Regions from separate parts of the Mus musculus genome. Here region 1 is linked to region 2. The links are chromatin loops, found by intact Hi-C in ENCODE. Cell type or tissue: heart. All regions are shown on one strand. Each heading gives the region's core, and the rest is flanking DNA. Links, peaks and the distances in the headings are about the cores only.

Region 1 (8,851 bases), core at 642-8,641, 280 kb after region 2:
AATTATTCTACTCAAGAGAAAATTTAAAAAATCTGCACATTGTTCTTGCTCCATATCTGTATCACATAAATGGGTACGTCACCCATGAAGTGATACGTGGGCAATCCAATCAGAATCCAAGGCATTTACAAGTTATCTTGGCACCAAGCTGACTTCCCCCAGTATGACCTCTGAGAAGCTTCTGGCCACATTTTAAAGGGGACAGTGTGTGCTGATGCAAGGTCAGCCTCAACAAGTGCATGAGAGAGAAAAGAGATAGGGGGTCACAAAAGGTATCTGTCTGTATTTCGCACACTCGTGAACATCAAGTTTCTCCAGAGAATGAAAAGGATCACTTAAGGCGTCACATTGAGCAGAACTTAAGATGTGCCAAGCATTTCACATTGGTACCACAACTTCAGATTAAGCAGTCATTACCTTATTCTAAAGCTGAGAGGAGAGAGAACAAGGCTGAAAGCATGTATGTTTTCTCATCAGATACTGTGAAGTCTGCCCTGGCATCACTCATTTCCACACACTGTACACATATTCTTAGGTTTACCACCAAAACACTTGAAAGACATTGAGTGGCTACAGTGCGGAACTGATCTTTGCTTCAAGAAAGCTTTATGTTGCCACCTAACTTCCAACAAGCTATATAAGACATAAAAATGATTATCAGTATACCAGTTGATAAACTAAACTGATCATGGTGTTTAAAACAAATGGCAACTTTGAGAAGTACATGAGCAATAACACTCACACTGCAACAATAATAACACCCTACTAAAGTAACGGCCAGATTCTTCAGGCTACAATGCAAGGTTCTAATTTAGCGAAGCAAGTCATGCATACGAGCCATCACCCCCTTATGTGTGGTTCTTGCTACTTCCAGGGGCTTCAGTTCCAGAACTGTACTCCACTGAAGTTCCTGGGGGTCATCACAATGCACAGATATAATTTAAGCAATGCTTTCCATGTGAATCTCTGCAAATGGAAATGGAGTACTGGAAACCAGCCTATCACACTGTCGTTTCCACGTGGCTCCCCCTCTTCGCTTCCCTCTTCACACACCAGCGAGCTACAGAACTTACGGGGAAAGTGCATTTGCAAAGCCACAGTTGACAGTGCACCTTGGCAATGAATCACATTCGCATGCTGAACACACAACAAATAAATTCAGTGTGGCATAAATATGCACCTGATGGTTCCTCGGGAACACAGGAATAAAGTTTGCTACCCTTAAGATTTCACATTTTTAAGACCTTGCGGTTGCATATGTAGTTTTGCCAGAAAATAATTTTTTTCAGAAAATAATTTTTAATGCATAGTGAAGCATAATTCATACTTTAGGCCCTCAGTGTTCTATAGATACATGTCTAAATATCATATTGGACCTGCTATCAATGATATGAGAAAATTATCACAGGAAATTCACCTATACAGAGAGAAAATAGAAGACAAGGATTGGTAACACTCACTGTGACCTGTAACAGGGGGAGGAACCTATAACAAATTCTAGTCATCAAGGGCAACTCATGTATCATCATCAGCACAGCTGTCTCCCAGACTCACTGTCCAAACAGGTCAGGGTGAGTGGGAGACCTACAGAAAGCTGCGCCTGCACACTGACTTAAGTTTTAGTCTCCATTTTTAAAGGAAGTGGTGCCTTTATCCTCTTTTAAGAACTGGGCAGCAGTTAAGCGTAGTCAAGAGAAATGCTTGCTTTATCATAATGTTCAACAATGTGACAGTATTTCCGAGTTTACTTTCTTCCTAAGCTCCGTATTCTTGGTTTCAACACTCCCTCTTCCAGATCACCACCCCCCAGAAGAGTCAGCCACTGCCCTGACTCATCCCTGGACTCATTTTAGCGAAACCTGAACAAAGCATTCCCCATGGGGACTCTTAAAATAGCAGGTGCAACATCACAGAAATCTGAAGAGAGAGAAAGGCCAGCAGCCCAGCCTGCCTCACTCTTGGACCATTTCTGAGAGCAGCTGAAGTCAGTACACTCTTTAAAAAGTTGAGGAAAAGTTTGTCTGCCAGAGACTATCAGCCAGTCTCTGCTGGGCACAATGCAGAAACACATCAGGGGTGTATGGGGTAGTTCTGCAAGTATCATCAGGGAATTTCATAGCAGACATGAGGGTGGGGACCAAGATCCCCTGATTTAAGACATCCAATCACTCTTAGCAGGAGAGTGGACCGAACAGAGTATATAGACTATGGCTGGCTAGCAAAGAGTATATACCCTTCCTTCTCGGACTGTTGTCAACCACTTTGCTGGGTTCACGAGCTTCCTCGCCCTAACCCTGGAGATCCATTCACTCCCCTACGCCCAGAGAGGCTGCTGAAAGGCTGTCAGAGTAAATCTGTGTTCACTTTTTGGATGGTTTAATTTCAATGGAGCATGAAACACTCCAGGATGGTTAATAAGTTTAGCCAGGCATGCCGTTCTCCCCAATATATTTTAATTATGCATCTGTTTTAATTGTAATCAGATTAAGTCACCGGAAAGGCACAAATTGGGAGTTGTCCCTAATGGCTATTGGAGCTTTTCATCAGTTTCTAAACACTAACAATATATTTTAAAAATAGGTAGAGACATCAGCACAAGGGTGATATTTTTCCAAGCATCAATGCAGTTTCTTTGACAACACAATCCGGGTCTCATTAGCCACCCAAACTAACCCAAATACAGAAGACAACTTCTGTCTCCAGGGCGTCTTCTTCTGCAATTAGCACCAGCGAATCACTAATGTCTCATGCAAAACGCCCAAACAGAACTGAAAGCCCACGTTTTTATAAAGGAATTCCCCATGATGCGTGAGCAAGGTTGGGGGAGCGAGAGATACAACCAGCAGCGAGATACAGCTCAAAGTTTACTATCATACACGTCAAAGAGAAAGTTGACTCAGAGTACGCGCGCTCTTTCCTCTATTTGGCAACTGTCATATGTGCGTTTAACTTCGAGAAATCAGTGTCCTATCAATAAAAGGAAACCACACGGGGAGGATCTTCTAGGGGTGCAGAGGTGCTTCCTTCCAGCCCACACGTAAAATCGCTTAATATGCTTTTTCTTTCTTTCTTTCTTTCTTTCTTTCTTTTTTTTTTTTTTTTTTTTTTTTTTTTTTTTGCACCAAGGTATACCAAGGATTGTTATTGGAATTTTTACTTTGGCTGGTTGTTTGTTTAACGTGGGTTCATTAAACAGTCTTCCAAATTGCCTGGATTTCCGCAAAGAAACTTAAGCGCCTGCCAACCAGCAAGAAGCAAGCAAGAACCTGCTGCAAAGTAGGAGCGGAAACTCGTTCGGCCCGCCCAGCGCGCCTGCGTCCGTCCCGGCTGTTTGCTTTAGGTGTTACGGTTTCCGTGTCGCCTAAACCTTCAGGTGCAGATACCTGTCCCCCCAACCCCGCCCCCAAGACGCGCTTCAGCCTGACAGCAAGCAGTACCAGAGCCACCGAGGAGCCCCCACCCCACCCCCGTCGCACCGCAGCCATTGCCCCTTTCTCTCACCCACTTACCTGTCATCGTAGCAGAAATCAGCACTCAGGGTGTTGAGATACAAGGCGAGCCCCAGAGCGCTGCTCACCAACTCTGCAATCATCTCTCCACCGCCTTCCCTCCGGCTTGGCTCCCAGCGCGAGCGCAGCAGCGGCAACAAAAAACAGAAGCATCAATCCCCACCTTCCGCCGCCTTCTCCTCCTTGGCTGCACTTTTCCCCGGCTTCCCCGCCCGCCTCCTCGTCCTCCCTCCTCTCCTTCTTCCGATCCCGGGCTCCTCCTCGGGGCGCCGGGCTCCGCTGTTCCTGCGTGCTCCGGGGGTTGCGGGCTCACACCGCTCTCCCCATACCCGACAACCGCGAGAGGCAAGCGGCGATCGGCTTCACGCCCCCCGGCGGAGAATCGGGGCTTGTCCTTTTCCCGCGGCTCGCGGTCCCCACCCTAACCCATGGCACTTTGGGACGCCCTAAGGTAAAGGACTGCGGAGATAGAAGAGTGCAAGAGGGGGGACCAAAGGGCTGGACAGAGCGAGGATCTGGGACCAGCGGGAGGAAAGGAGAGACAGAGAGAGAGACCGAGAGAGAAAGGGGCGGGTGGGAGGGACGAGGCGAACCGCCTCCCTTCGCCGCCTCCCGGGCGCACGACTCCGGGGCCGTTCGCAGCAACTCGGCCGCCACCGCGGCTGCGGCACATTCACTCTTTATTGGTTCCCTCCCGGACCCCTCTCCAGTGAAGTGAGAAGCGGCGACTGGGGACTCCAAAAGCTCCCGCGTGGGGTTCTCGTCGCGGCCCCACGCGCCTGCGTGGCCAGCCCACCACCCTAAGCTAGCCCGGCCCCTTTCTCCACCCAGATCCTCCCCGCAGACTCCTCCCTGTCTACCCCCACTGGCTGGAGGCTCCGCCCACTCTTCTAGCTGCTCCAGCCTGGTACTCTGGCCCCACTCTCTTCTTCATCTTCCTTCACCTTCTTTTTGACTCTGGAAAGCCTCCCCCAAAGCCCAGGACAAAGATGACTTTTGGAAGATTGCCCAAAACGATAGCTAGAGTGTGCCCTGGGCTCTGGGAGATGGAGGAGAGAGGCGACAGGAGGAGTCAATGGTTTGCCCAGTGCTGCGGGGAGGCGCTTTGCACGCTCTAGATCGCAAGCCAAACGTCTAGTGCCAAGAGCTGTCAGGCAAAAGACTGGTCAGCTGGAGAGACTTCTCGGGACGCGGAGAGGTAGAACAGGTTTGCAGAGCGCTGGCAACCTCGGTTGACACTAAGGATCTATTGCCCCGCGCGCGCGCGATGCGTGAGCTGAATTGGGATGGAAGGGCCTGTTGAAGAGCCAGGGAAGCAGCGTTTAGGAGAGAGTTTTCCGAGGCCACGCCGTGACGGTCGACATTAATATTAGTGGAAAGACGCGTGCCCCGCAGTAAGATCATGAAAAGGGATCCAGGAAATGAAAGAGGAGAGGCAAGAAGGTAAGAAACACCCACGCGTTCCTCAGAAATTGCGTGGGGATGGGTGTCTTTAGTGGTTCAGGACTGTCAAGCTGACTCTGAGACTATAGAAGAGACCACGCTAATGCAACCCTCTACAACGGCATCCTTAAACCCAGCAGAGCGGAAAGCTAATGCCCTTTCCTTTCCGCCCGGATGCAAGACTGGATGGAAGGCATCCAACATGATGAAATACGGTGCAGAAGAATGGTCTGGGCAGAAGGAGCGCTGGGTACTAAAGTTGCATGACCAAAGAGATCCGAGAGCTGTCTGCCACACCCCCTTCCTGCCTGGTTCCCTTTCTGACTGCCCTGGTCGCTCCCTTGGACTATGATGAACACGACTGCAGCGCCCCCTGCTGTGGGGAAGCTACAGGGCACAGAAAACACGTCCTTGCAGGGCTGACTTCCAACTTCCCCTTTTGCACCTAACCAGCAAGCTCTTCAAAGATAATAAGGAAAGTGGACTCCCTGGGTATGTGGCAGCGATCTGAAAAGTTTGAACGCCTGCAGAATAAGGATGTCTGACTTCACAAAGAAATCGTTTGGAAACTGACAAATGTGTGTTCAACCTCCAACAGGCAAATTGTGATTTGATCAAAATATTATGAGCACGTAGGAAGTTCTCAAATAATATATTGAAGATGGTGATTCTTGTTCTTCAGTGCTCCCCGGTATAATGTATTTTTTAAAGTTTTTTTAAAAATCATACCAGTTGCTCCATTCGGATCCTCTCTGACCTTCTTCTGAGCTTATGTATTGATATTGGATCCTGGGGCACTGGGGGAAGAATAAATACTTAAGTCAGATACCTAGATTTGAGTATCAACTCAGCTATTAATTATTTGAGTAAGTTGGGGCCAATCACCTCCTTCACCCCTCACTTATAAATACTACTTTGGTTGGGTGAGTTTCCATGTAAATAAAGCATCCAGAGGGGGACTGGTAAGTGCAATAAGTTAGCTGTTATGATTTCCAACGTCATCCTTTTACTTCTTAACTAATACTTAGACATTCCTCTCTAAAATACATACCATTACACCCACACTGTTCCACTCTTAGTCCGAGCCATCACCAAAATACACCCATCACATCCACAGAGCGTTAGTATCTCCTGCACAAACTAATCTGATGGCCTTGTAAATGGTCTTGCTTCTACACCTACCGCCCCTGCTCCAAGCATTTACTTGAGGCTCCAGACAAGCAGCTTTAAGTTCAATCACTCCACTTAAGCGTGTGTAGTGCACATAGAATAAAACTCTCTTAGTCTGGCTCATATGGTCCTCCCCCTCTTCTCAATGTGTTCATCTGTGTATGCCTTCTCTGGAACCTTCTTTTCTCTCGTACCTGGAACTGTTTTCTCCCCAGACATTTCTTTGGCTACTTTCCACTATCTTTCAAATGGTATTTCTTCAAAAATTCTTTCTTGTATTTTATAAAGCACACACACACACACACACACACACACACACACACACACACACACACATACACACCCCTCTTTCCCATCATCCTTTATCACTTCCTTCTAAGTATCTTTGTCTGCTTGTTTGTTTGTTTGTTTGTTTGTGGAGTTTTGATTTTTTTTTTGAGACAAGGTTACTCTGTGTAGCTCTGACTGTCATTGAATTCACTCTGTAGATTAAGCTGAGCTCAAACTCAGAGATCCATCTGACTCTCCCTCTAGAGTGCTGCTATTAAAGGCCTGTACCACTACTACCTGGTGATAGGCACACATCAGTTTATTAACTAATCCCTTGAATTTCCATTCAATCTTCATAAAGCTTGTCCCCTCATCCACAAAGTGCCCAGAGCCCATAGCATCTGAACATTGTAAAAGAAACTTCTAAAAAAGGGTAAACAAGTAAACAATAAGAGTATTTAAGTGTGATTATAGAAGAGCTGAAAGCCCACAAATATTCATCAGGAAGAAGAAACTAAATTGTTGTCTATGTTAAAGATGCCAAAGCCAGAGGGAAGAAGGGTGACATTTCTTGAGTGCATCACTTCCTCGGGAAGATCCATGATAGGAAATCACACAAGGACAGCTTCTTTCCTAAGACTTATGGGCATACAACTACTAGAAAGCTTTGGGTTCAGAGAGCTAAAATCTTGTGAGCATTTCTCCATTTCAAAGGTCTGATAGTTTTAAAAACATTAAGTGTGGCTTCTTCTACAACCATCCAGCCCCTCTGAATTGAAAGCCTCAGAAACTGAGACATGCCATAAAATGGTACATCTTGAGATTCTTAATAGACAGCAGACTGCACATCCTGCCACGCTTGAAAAAAATCCAGTTTCTTGTAACAAAAACGCTATTATACTTTAACGTATGTCTGTGTATCCTTCCTGTGAATTAAGCCATGGGCTCTTGTGCATTGCTCTCCAAGGTCTGAGAAACAACCACTGCTTGCATTTTCTACCTTTCTCAAGCAACTCCAAAGGGAAAATTCAATTAAATATGCCATCACTACCCCTGGAGGTCATTTATGATCACAGAGCCTCCTTTTAGCTTATTAAGGTGCATTTATCCCGTGTGGGGGAGGCTGCTGCTGCTTCAGTTCTGAATTTATACATCATTTATTTAAAACTACTGCAGCTGTCCACAGTTGAAGGAAATCAGGCTGGTTGTCTTAAGCTTTCTACCTTAGACACAAGTTTGTCCCACCACCAAAGTGCTAAGCCCTTATTTTCCTGAGTAGGTCTTACACATCTGCTACCTTACCACTTCCTCAATGAATTCCATTTTATAGTCGACCAGACCTAGCCTACATTTGTTCTGCATTCCCGGGGCCTTTGTTGTATAATTCATACCTTTGTGGTGCCAGTTCCTCGGGGGTAAAGATTTCCTTATTTTCCTAAGACATTTTTAGTTTATTGTGCAATCCCATCTTCCCTTTGGGTGTTGCATAAATATTAACTAAAAGTCTACATCTGGTGTTCGTCGTCATTTCTATTTGTCCTAATATAACTTCGCTTTGAACAATTCATTCGGAAAGTGTGCCAAGGGTGAAATGTGGCACATTAATTCCCTTTGCACTACACAGAGTGCTTTGTAAAATGCCCACGGATTTGGTTATTTATGAACAGAAGATTTGCACCTCTTCCTTACAGTCTCAATTCTAAAGTTGCAGCAGGCTAAAGTAATCACCAACCCCCATCTGTTTTCTGCAAGGGTATCCAGGAATCTCCTGCTCAAAGCTTAACAGATTGACCAGGTAGCAGAAAAAAAAAAAACTAGCTCAGCAGGTGAAACTGCCTGTTCAGGGAGGTCAGAACAGAGAGCTCTCTGCTGTGGGGACTTGTAAGCTCTGGGTTGTGCTCAGGAAATAACACTGTGGGAGAAAAACAGCAGACCGTGGATGAAATGTGGGTCATGGAATAGTGGGAGGCTCGTGGGCTGAGCTGTTAACTAATGACAGTAAAAGCATTGGCTGCACATGGCTACTGTGAGATGTTTCCCAGCGTATTCTAAAGCATCGTCCCACAGACGTGACAGCATGTCACCTTGCTTTATCCCCACACTCGTGATCTATTAGGAATAAAATTAGGGGATTGCAACCACAGAAACAGGTCCTGTCTCCCCTGTCACAAAACCAAGCCTGTTAAGAAGCAGCTGCTACCGCTATAATGATCACTCTAGGAATGTCGCTTTCCTCCCAACCTCCAGTTCAGAGAAAGAGGAGGTAGAGAAAAAGAGGGGGAGAGTATGAATTACACGTTAATAACCAGATCAGAAAAATTACAAAGATGTTGGAGCTACTGATAGAATTCAGAAGCTTGTCAAAGAAAGCAAGGCCAGACAACCTTCTTCCTAAAAACTCTCCAAATGCGTTCATGTGTACTGCTATAAACAGTGATAAATAATACAATCAACAGCTT
Region 2 (8,851 bases), core at 303-8,302:
TGCTATCTACTAACCCTGTCTGACACAATGAGTGTCTCCATCCATATCCAACCCACAGCAGCCTGGGCCCAACATAAAGAAATACTTACAGAGAAGATACTGTCAATTCTATTTGTGGGGGACAAAAAGTTCTAAGCCGGATTGTTCCATCAACACTACCAATTTCTTCGTTATAGGGCATTAAAATGCATGGCTTTATATATGATAAACAATAACTACAGCAGAACGCTAATACCAAACCTACCTAAAGGTCCTAAAGAGATGCAATTCCTGCACAGGGCTGTTTTTAACTTTAAACATTATTATCATTAAGTTTATTAGATGCTAGACTCCAGAATATGTTCAAGCATGTACCACATCCTGTCAGATTTGATGAAGATCCTCCATTATGGCCCACAAATAAGCAGCCTGCAGTTTTAGGTGCTTTAACAAGAATTACACTTTCTACTGGGAGAAGAAATAAATGGCTGGGGCCAGATATGCTTAAGTGCTCTGCCTTCAACTCAGTCTCCTGCCAGGTAAATGTTTACCAGCTAACGGTCAAGGTCTCTTCTCTTTGACCTTCTTGCTCCTTACCCTAGTCCTGTGAGTTTGTCATGCTTCTTTAGAATCTCCAGATTCCAGGGAAACAATGCATACCACATATACACTAAAAGCTTCACTCTTACATTTTTTTGCTACTCTCTATATGCAGGACCCTAAGTCCATTTATCAGTGGCTATTCTATACTTATTATACTTCAAAATGTACGCAGACCACTACCTATGCACTTCACAACTGTGTGTAAAAATTTTGATGTTAAATGATTTATTTTTTTTAAGTCAATTTTTACATGCATTGAATTTAGGGTTTACTTACACAATGTGACTATCTGGGTGTTCCAGCATAATAGAGAAAACCAAATGTTCAAGAATAATGTAAATAGCGCAGCTGCATTGAAGGAAACATACTGGGATAGGCAGGCATGACAGGTTATAGACACGTAAGCTCTGTGAATCCCAGCTCCCTCGTGTATGAAGCTGGTATCTGGGTAATGTGCTCATAGAAGGAGCTGATGGGAGACTGCATGATAGCTAGCTCATTGCATACTAAAAAGCATGAAGTAAACTAAAGGCTCTGGGCTTAGCAAGAGTACGGAAGGGGCAGAGGGCAAGGAAAGGAGCCAATTTATACTAACATCGGGATTTGTTTATTTACGTGGTAGAAAGGCAATCAAACAAGTTTTATATAAAGTGAGAAAAGAAATTAAGGACCAATTCATACAATCCTAGAAACTCATGGTATGAGAGAAAACACAGGCCTAAGCTCAGAACAAAATGCTGGAACAAATGTATTGTCAAAGACGAACGGTCTACAACTCTGTGAGTCTCCTGCTCCAAGCTGCTTGGAGCAAGGACCTCAAAAGTAATGAGGAAAGAGGACTTGTGTGTTTATGAACATATTAAGAGCGGGGCTTGTTTTGAACCAATTTAAAAGTCTGCAAAAGTGAGGACCTGGAAGGCAGCTTAGAGGTAAATGCGTGGATACTGCATATAAAATGTTAGGGACAATTTATAGCCAATCAAAGGAAAGATAATTGAAACTATAGCAAAGGCAGTAGAGATGAATGCTTTAAATCTTTGGAACTTAAATGGCATCTGTAGTTAGTTTTTGTCAACAGAAGCTAGAGTCACCTGGAAAGGGGACACCATGGCTGAGAAACTGCCTCTTAACAGATTGTCTGTAGGCAAATCTGTGGAGAATTTTCTTTACCAGTGACTGATGTGGGAAGTCCTAGCCCACTGTGGGTGGTTCCATCCCTAAGCAGATGGTCTTGTGTTATATCAAAAAGCAACCTTAAGGAGCCAAGAGGGGCAAGCTGGTAAGCAGCATTCCTCCATGGTCCCCTGCTTGAGTTCCAGCCTTGGGTTACCTCAGTGAAGGGCCGTGATTATGAAGCATAAAGCAATTAACTTCTTTCTTCCTCAAGTTGCTTTGTTTCTGGTTCTTACCACAGAAATCAATAGAAACCAAACTTAGGCAGTATCTTCAAACCATGGAAGGGTGTGTGTTTGTGCTTGTGTGTGTGTGTGTGTGTGTGTGTGTGTGTGTGTGTGTGTGTGTGTGTGTGTTTATGTATGTATATACACACTGATTGTCTTTGACTTACTAAGATAGGACTCAAAATTTCTCTACTTTAATGGTGGCAAAGTGGGTCTGTATTCAGTAGGAATTTCAGATATTTTATTTTATTTTATTTGGTGATGAAATGTATACTATTATATTCTCTTACATTATTATGAGGAAGTAACTCAGTCTTCATAGTACAGTACTCTACAAAATAGTACAAAGTCTACTTTGCTAGCATTGATTCTTGACAGTTTAGGTATCTTAAAAGTATTTTCAACTACATTTTCTAGTATTAGTGACTGAACCATGCATCTGAGTATACTATCACTGTGCTGTTTTTGAGAAAGTTTCTCAATAAATTGCCTCACAAGTCTCTAAGTTGTAATATCCCTGCCTCAGTATCCCAAATAATTAGCCTACCTCAACTCATGGTAGTTTCAATTCATGAAGGTATCATCAGCAAGAAACCTCACCACAATTTGAAGTTCATCAGTTTATCTGTACATATCTGAATGCTACCAGATGATAAAAGAATCTGGGTCTTGAAAAGAAGTCGCAACCTCTTAAGACGAAAGGTACTTAGTTTGAAAGTGTTCCTAATACTAAATGCATGCCTAGACCAACACATCATTTAAACAAGAATTATATTCAGGTTTTTATCTAGTCTGTACGATCATCATATAAAATTATCAGGTAAGAAATTTCCTGTTAGCATTAGCTGTCAACTTGACCGAAGCTACAATCACTTGAGAAGGGCACTTTAGTTGAGGTCATGTCTCTGGGGGATTGTTTCAACTGGTAACTGAGGTAAATGAGTGTGTGTGTGTGTGTGTGTGTGGAGGGGGGGGCGGTGTTCATGCCCATGGTGGGAAGCACCATTCCCTGGTCAGGTAGTCCTGTGATATTAAGAAAGTGAGTTGTGTGTGTGTGTGTGAGTGTGTGTGTATGCACACGTGTGTGTGCATATTAGCCAATTATCCATGGTCTCTACTTTAGGTTCATGCTTGATGAATTCCTGCACTGACTTCTCTCCATAATTAATTGAGACCCGGAAGTGTAATACAAATAAACATTTCTCTACCATCTACTCCTACAAGTTATATTTGGTCAGCATGTTTTATTACAGCCTCAGAATGCAACTAGAATGGAAATAGACAGTAAAAAAAACCATAAAGGCGCAAGTGGCCTTACATGGTTTCATGCCAGGTGACAGAGAGCAAGACTGAAACCAAGAGACTGCAAGGAAAGCACTGGTAAGGAGCAACATGCTGCAGGTTCTGAGGTCAAGGCAAGGATCGTGGTGTGTGGATGGACCTTTATTAACACATTTAAGAAATATAAAATCAGAAGGAAATGCCTTCAAAATGGTGCAGAACCCTGGGCCTGTAATAGCTAGAGAAGAGTCTGGATACAATTTAGGAAACTACATAATTATCCTTTCTGAAACAAAAGCCATTCACATAGTCACAAGTACAGGAGACTGGATTTTGCTAATAGTGTCTCCTGAATAAAAGGTGCCACGTCTTTTTTGAAGCCATGAAATCACCCTCACTTCACATCACTACCGTTCAGCAGGAAGCATGACAATCTCTGAGGCAGCAAACACCTGTCCACTGCAGGTTTTTATAAAAGTTTATAGAGTCCTGCAAGAATGCCATATTACATTTAGAACCACACTACTTCTTGATCTCCATCTCTCCAATAAGATTGAGATATCAGAGTACCCGAAGGATTATGAGGGGGTCTTAAGTTGATTGCCTATTCTAATTGCAAGTGAAAACTACAGACCAATGCAAAAGTCAAGCGGAAAAACCCAAAATAATAAAATGCAGGTCATTTTTGAACAATATATTCTTTTACATACCCACAAACTAAAGTTAACATGAATAGGACATGTAGAAGATTAGTTGTTTTACACCTGCACGCACACACACACACACACTCAGAGAGAGAGAGAGAGAGAGAGAGAGAGAGAGAGAGAGAGAGAGAGAGAGAGCTTTGAGTATTAAGGAATTTCAGTATTTTGATCTGTTTTACTTCTGAGGCTAGCTGTATTTACCCATAAGATATATGCTTCTCATTGATTTCTACTATACAAAAGCAGACTAAAGTATAAATGTATTTGTTTAGATTCCCGAGGCACCTAACACTAGCAAGCACAATACTTACATTGTTGATGCTACTTTAAAAGGCATATCTTGAAATCTGGAAAGGATCCCTGATAAAATCACTATCATAACCATTTTGGTTTTTAGAAAAACAAAGCAAAAACAACAACAACAACAACTAAAAACAATCCAATGATGACTGTTGTTTCTAGAATGTGGAATCATAAAGTTCAGATGAAGTAATTTTATGTGAACATTTAGCTAAATATTATACTGAATTAAATTTCCTTCCACATGTCAGTTAATATTTTGCCAACAGATATGCATGATATAATGTTTCCCTTTTCACAGAAGTAAATTTTAACATATGAGTTGTATACATTCGTATTAATCACCCAATCAGAATTACAGGAAGAATTGCTTATTACAAAGACTCCTCTCCGATCTAAACACGGCTCTACACAAATCACCGCGAAACAGATGCAGCAAGCCAGATGTTGCTCAGTGCATAAACAGAAAGAGTGTTGCTCTGAACAAATGAGAATTCTCAGTTCTAAGTAATAATAATAATTATTATGAAAGGAGCACAGAACAGAGCATTGAGCTTCTCCTAGACACAGTGACACCATTTAGTGGGGGTGGCGGGGGGGGGGGAGGGGGTAGAAGCAGAACTTTTGCAGAGGACATCAAGTACTTTCACAACTGCAGTTTTATGGAACCCAATTAACTTTGGCTAGACACAGAAGTCTGGCTTAGCGTGCCCATGCAGGAGCCAAAATAAAGGTTTTGTATGTCAAGAATTATTGTCAGAGTCTCCAATATCTTTCCTTCTTTCCCACTAAACTAATTCTGGAAAGTAACCTAACAGCCAAGAAGGTTTTATTACAATTTAAATCAATAATAATTTCACGGGCTTAAAAAAAAAAAAAAAAACTACAAAATCTTTGGCTTAGACAAATGGAACAGAACAAAGGACTTTTTCTTTTCTTTCTTTTTTTTGTAATCTGTTTGTTGTTGTTGTTTTGTTTTCTTGGTTTTTGTTTTGTTTTGTTTAGGAAAAGACAAGGCTTCGGGACCCACACAGATTTAAAAACAAGCAGAACTATCACCTGAAATACAATAATGGAAATGGTATTTCTTGCTGTCCTTCTCAGTGAATGACTGATTTTAAATGCATGGAGTTAGCCCTAGGCAGCAAAGTTCAAACAAGGTCTAAAATCACAATCTTAAGCAGAGATATTCAAACTCAGCTTGCATTTTGTATTTTCTTTGGACATGACACCGGTATGAACGTTGCATACATTTCTAAAGAGATGTCAGCTGGCTTTACTATAGTTAAACATGGAGCTTACTGGTGTGACCTTAAGACAGGACTTCCCCTAGGGTTTCCTGGGAACTTCCTCTTAAAGGTATAAGGTTGGATCAAAAAGGGCCAATAGCCTTTAGTCCTCTATTCGTGATCAGTCACAGCTGATAATAAAAACACATTTAACCACATAATCTTTAAAAACAAGTATCAAAAATAATTTTTAAAATGTTTAGGAAGAGATAGGGATTTACTTTTGGGAGTCTCTAATCAGTAAAAGAAGGCATATCAGGGGGAAAATCATTTAAATTATCTAATACAGAATACAATTATGACCCTTAATATGCAAAACTTGATAGTTGTATTTCGTTGTACTATTTAATTACTGAATAGCCTTAAGGGAACGATAATTAAATCTTGGAAGCTCAGGTTCTTCATTTATAAAGTGGAACAGCATTTTGTAAGGATGATCAAGAAATAACACGTAAAGGAACATAACAATAAAATATTGGCTGATGACAACTTACTATAATTATAGAGCAGAGCATTGCTTAACCCTTACCAGAGATGCTTCTTGTCTTACAAATTGTAATTAATAAGGAGATCTATAACTGCACGATGTACAGAGAGTGGGACTTTGGAGCACTTAGTCCTAGATAGGATATCTTTGTCATACTCCCTCCCTTCTAGGCTCAGGGATTCACAGTAGAGAAGGCAAGGTTGGGGGAAAACTCCAAGGAAACAGTGCCGTCCAAAGCACCACAGGACTGACACTAGCATAAAACACTCACAGAGACTGGGGCAGCACGCACAAGGCATGCACAGTTTCAAACCAGACCAAATCCCAGCATGGAAAAGGGGAAGTGAGCACAAAGTCCCACCTCTAACCAAGAAGCTATTTGCAACTGATGGCTGCAGGAGAGGGAAAATCAATTTTCTCCAATGGAGTGCTAATGGATATATCAACTTCACTCCAGGGCAGGCAGTCCAGATGTGTGCCCAGTCGTAGTTGGACTACAGAAAACGGACTTTGTTTTCATAGTTTGTTTTTCCTTGTCTGTGCTTTTTGTTTGCTTGTTTTTGTCTTATTGTTTTTCTGTTTTAGTTTTCTTTCTGCTTTTTTATTGTTGCATTTTCTATTTTGTTTTTTGTTTGGACACACACAGAGCTCAAGTAAAAAAGTTTGGTAAATATGGTGGCAGGGAAGACCTGAGAGGAGTTGGGGGAGGGGAAAGGATATGGTCAAGTTTTATTTTATGAAAAATATTAGTTTTTTAAGGTAAAAATTTAAAAGATAAATCAATCACTTCAAGCACATATGTCAGCTGACGAGTATCCCTCTAATATCGTCTTCCTTTCTAGAGCTCTGGAAGATTATTCATGTGCTTACTGTGTGATCATACCACTCTCATCAAATTCTTCAGGACATATCCTTGAGAATTAATGTAATGCTCACCGTGGACCAGCCAGTTTAAGTTCATGTGTGGACGGAATGAAGGGATTAAGATACAAAAAGTGTCAATCTAAGGAAATGAATGTTGAATTTCCTTGGGGGGGGGGGGGTGAGAGAGATGAGTCCTTGTAATCCTAATATCAAAAGACAGACACAAATGTCTATGTCATCCCATTCCCAAGTGATGTCACAAAGATACAGAGACAAGGGTTTAGGATGATCAGAGAAGAAAAATATAAGGGCTTGAGAAAATTAGGTCAGACTTCACAAAGGAAATACAATTTTAAGAGGCAGACAGAGGAGAAATATTCTATTTCTTCTTTTCTTTTTTGCAGAAGAATAAAAAGGACATGATCTATAGGGTGAACAAAAGCATTCTGGGGGAGGGGAGTCCTTAAATTCCTTTGGTCTCTTCTACCTACTAGAAATATTACAGGAATCCTTAAAAAAAAAAACAGCATGTAAGAAAAAGCATTCTGAGTGAATCAGTTCAGTGACTACAATCAAAGTAGTAATCGTCATTTTTTCTTTTAATTTTCTCATAAAAGCAGAACTCTGATCTGAAATCCTAGCTTACAGTAACTGATATAGCTGCCAGCCATGTAACACAGTTGACCTTTGGTGAGTTTCAACCTAAAGAGATGTGTCTTGCTCCTTTTCTCCTTCTCTTGAGACTAATAGCCAGTCCTGTTTAATAAAACACATAACACCGCAGAAGGCAAAAATGTGTGGCATTTTCCACCTTGCCAATTCGGTGGCATATTAGAAGACCAAAAAACCCATAATTGGTCAGATGTAACACACTGGACTCAGAATCTGCCAAACTTTTAATTTAGAAGAAACTATTAAAGGTGGCTGTGGGATTTGGCCTTATGAGTAAGCCAGTGCACAGAAGGCTGCATTTCATCTAATCATTAAATAGGAAACTATAAAAGCCTTACTGGAGGGAAATTTAAAATTTAGATTATAATATACAAGCCTTTTCTTCCTTTTCAATGTGTTTCTGTAAAGTAAAAACTGTGAAAGCAGCTTTAAAATTCTATTTTTAAAAAGAAAGTTTAAAATATTCTTTCGTTGAAAATCTAGCAGAACAGGCCACATGTTCCTTACTTCCAGTATTGGGTCTGGGCACATCAGCATTACATATTAAAATGTAACCATTTTTGTCTGTGTCTTCTTTGTAGGAAGGATCGGATTCAGGTAGCTATAAGTTTTAAAGTCACTTTTAAAAGTGTTTGAAGAGTCTTAAGTTCAAATGTATGTATGCACTCCATTAAGAATATTAAGAAACTCCAAATTTCTTCATTTACACATTTGATTTCTGTATTTGCATGGAAAGGAGACGTCTCTTCCTTCACATGAAAAGAGTTTTCACTATGGAAGTGCAAGTTTCTGGTTGTGTCATGTGATGCAGACTCACATGATATTTCATGTGATGTTTTGCTGAGGCAAGACCCATGGAAGGACACGTAATGCTTGGAGAGAGTATAAATAGGACTCAGCATCCAGTGACCAGGTGCAGTGACCATAGCTACCCTTGCAACTCTTCATTGACAGAGGCACAGCAGAGAACTCCTGGCATTCCCACTGGTCCTGGTCTCCCCTGCTGGCTTACACCAACTTGGCGGATGCCTGGCAGTTTCTGCTGGACTGTGACACTTTTGAACTGGACTGTTGGTTTCCTTTCAAACAGAGATTAGAATCACCCTGAAGAACTACTTCTAAACAGGTCCACATTCCCTTGTCCTATTTACCATCTTTTCTTCCTTTCCTTTGGACAATGAGCTATAAGAAGGGTCAAAGCATCTGAGAACCCTTATTAATGTTGGTTTTGAAAAATCTAAGCCTACACACTATCATAGGTTTTGTGTGTAA

The links. Peaks named below come from ENCODE experiments on the same cell type or tissue, not always from the same donor. Only the 100,000 strongest peaks of a DNase experiment are listed, where the experiment ranks them.
Region 1: a loop joins it to region 2, with 2.4 times the contacts of the local background. A loop is called at or near these places in 5 of 42 quality-filtered maps.

Annotation. Positions count from the first base shown.
Region 1 is chr10:105,570,158-105,579,008 of GRCm38, forward strand. It overlaps Tmtc2 (transmembrane and tetratricopeptide repeat containing 2), which reads right to left and starts at 4,322. Exons shown (of 12, transcript NM_177368.4): 1 at 3,510-4,322. The coding sequence starts at 3,592. It overlaps Gm15663 (predicted gene 15663), which reads left to right and starts at 4,394. Exons shown (of 3, transcript NR_038032.1): 1 at 4,394-5,530. In heart, for the core only: a CTCF peak has its summit at 3,883; DNase peaks (open chromatin) are centred at 3,444, 3,634, 4,334 and 5,264; H3K4me3 peaks cover 4,008 bases; H3K27ac peaks cover 2,254 bases.
Region 2 is chr10:105,291,416-105,300,266 of GRCm38, forward strand. The region is part of intron 8 of Tmtc2 (transmembrane and tetratricopeptide repeat containing 2); the gene reads right to left. Among named protein-coding and RNA genes, the nearest start is that of Gm25422, 160 kb to the left of the region's middle. In heart, for the core only: no CTCF peak of the experiment used is centred there; no DNase peak of the experiment used is centred there.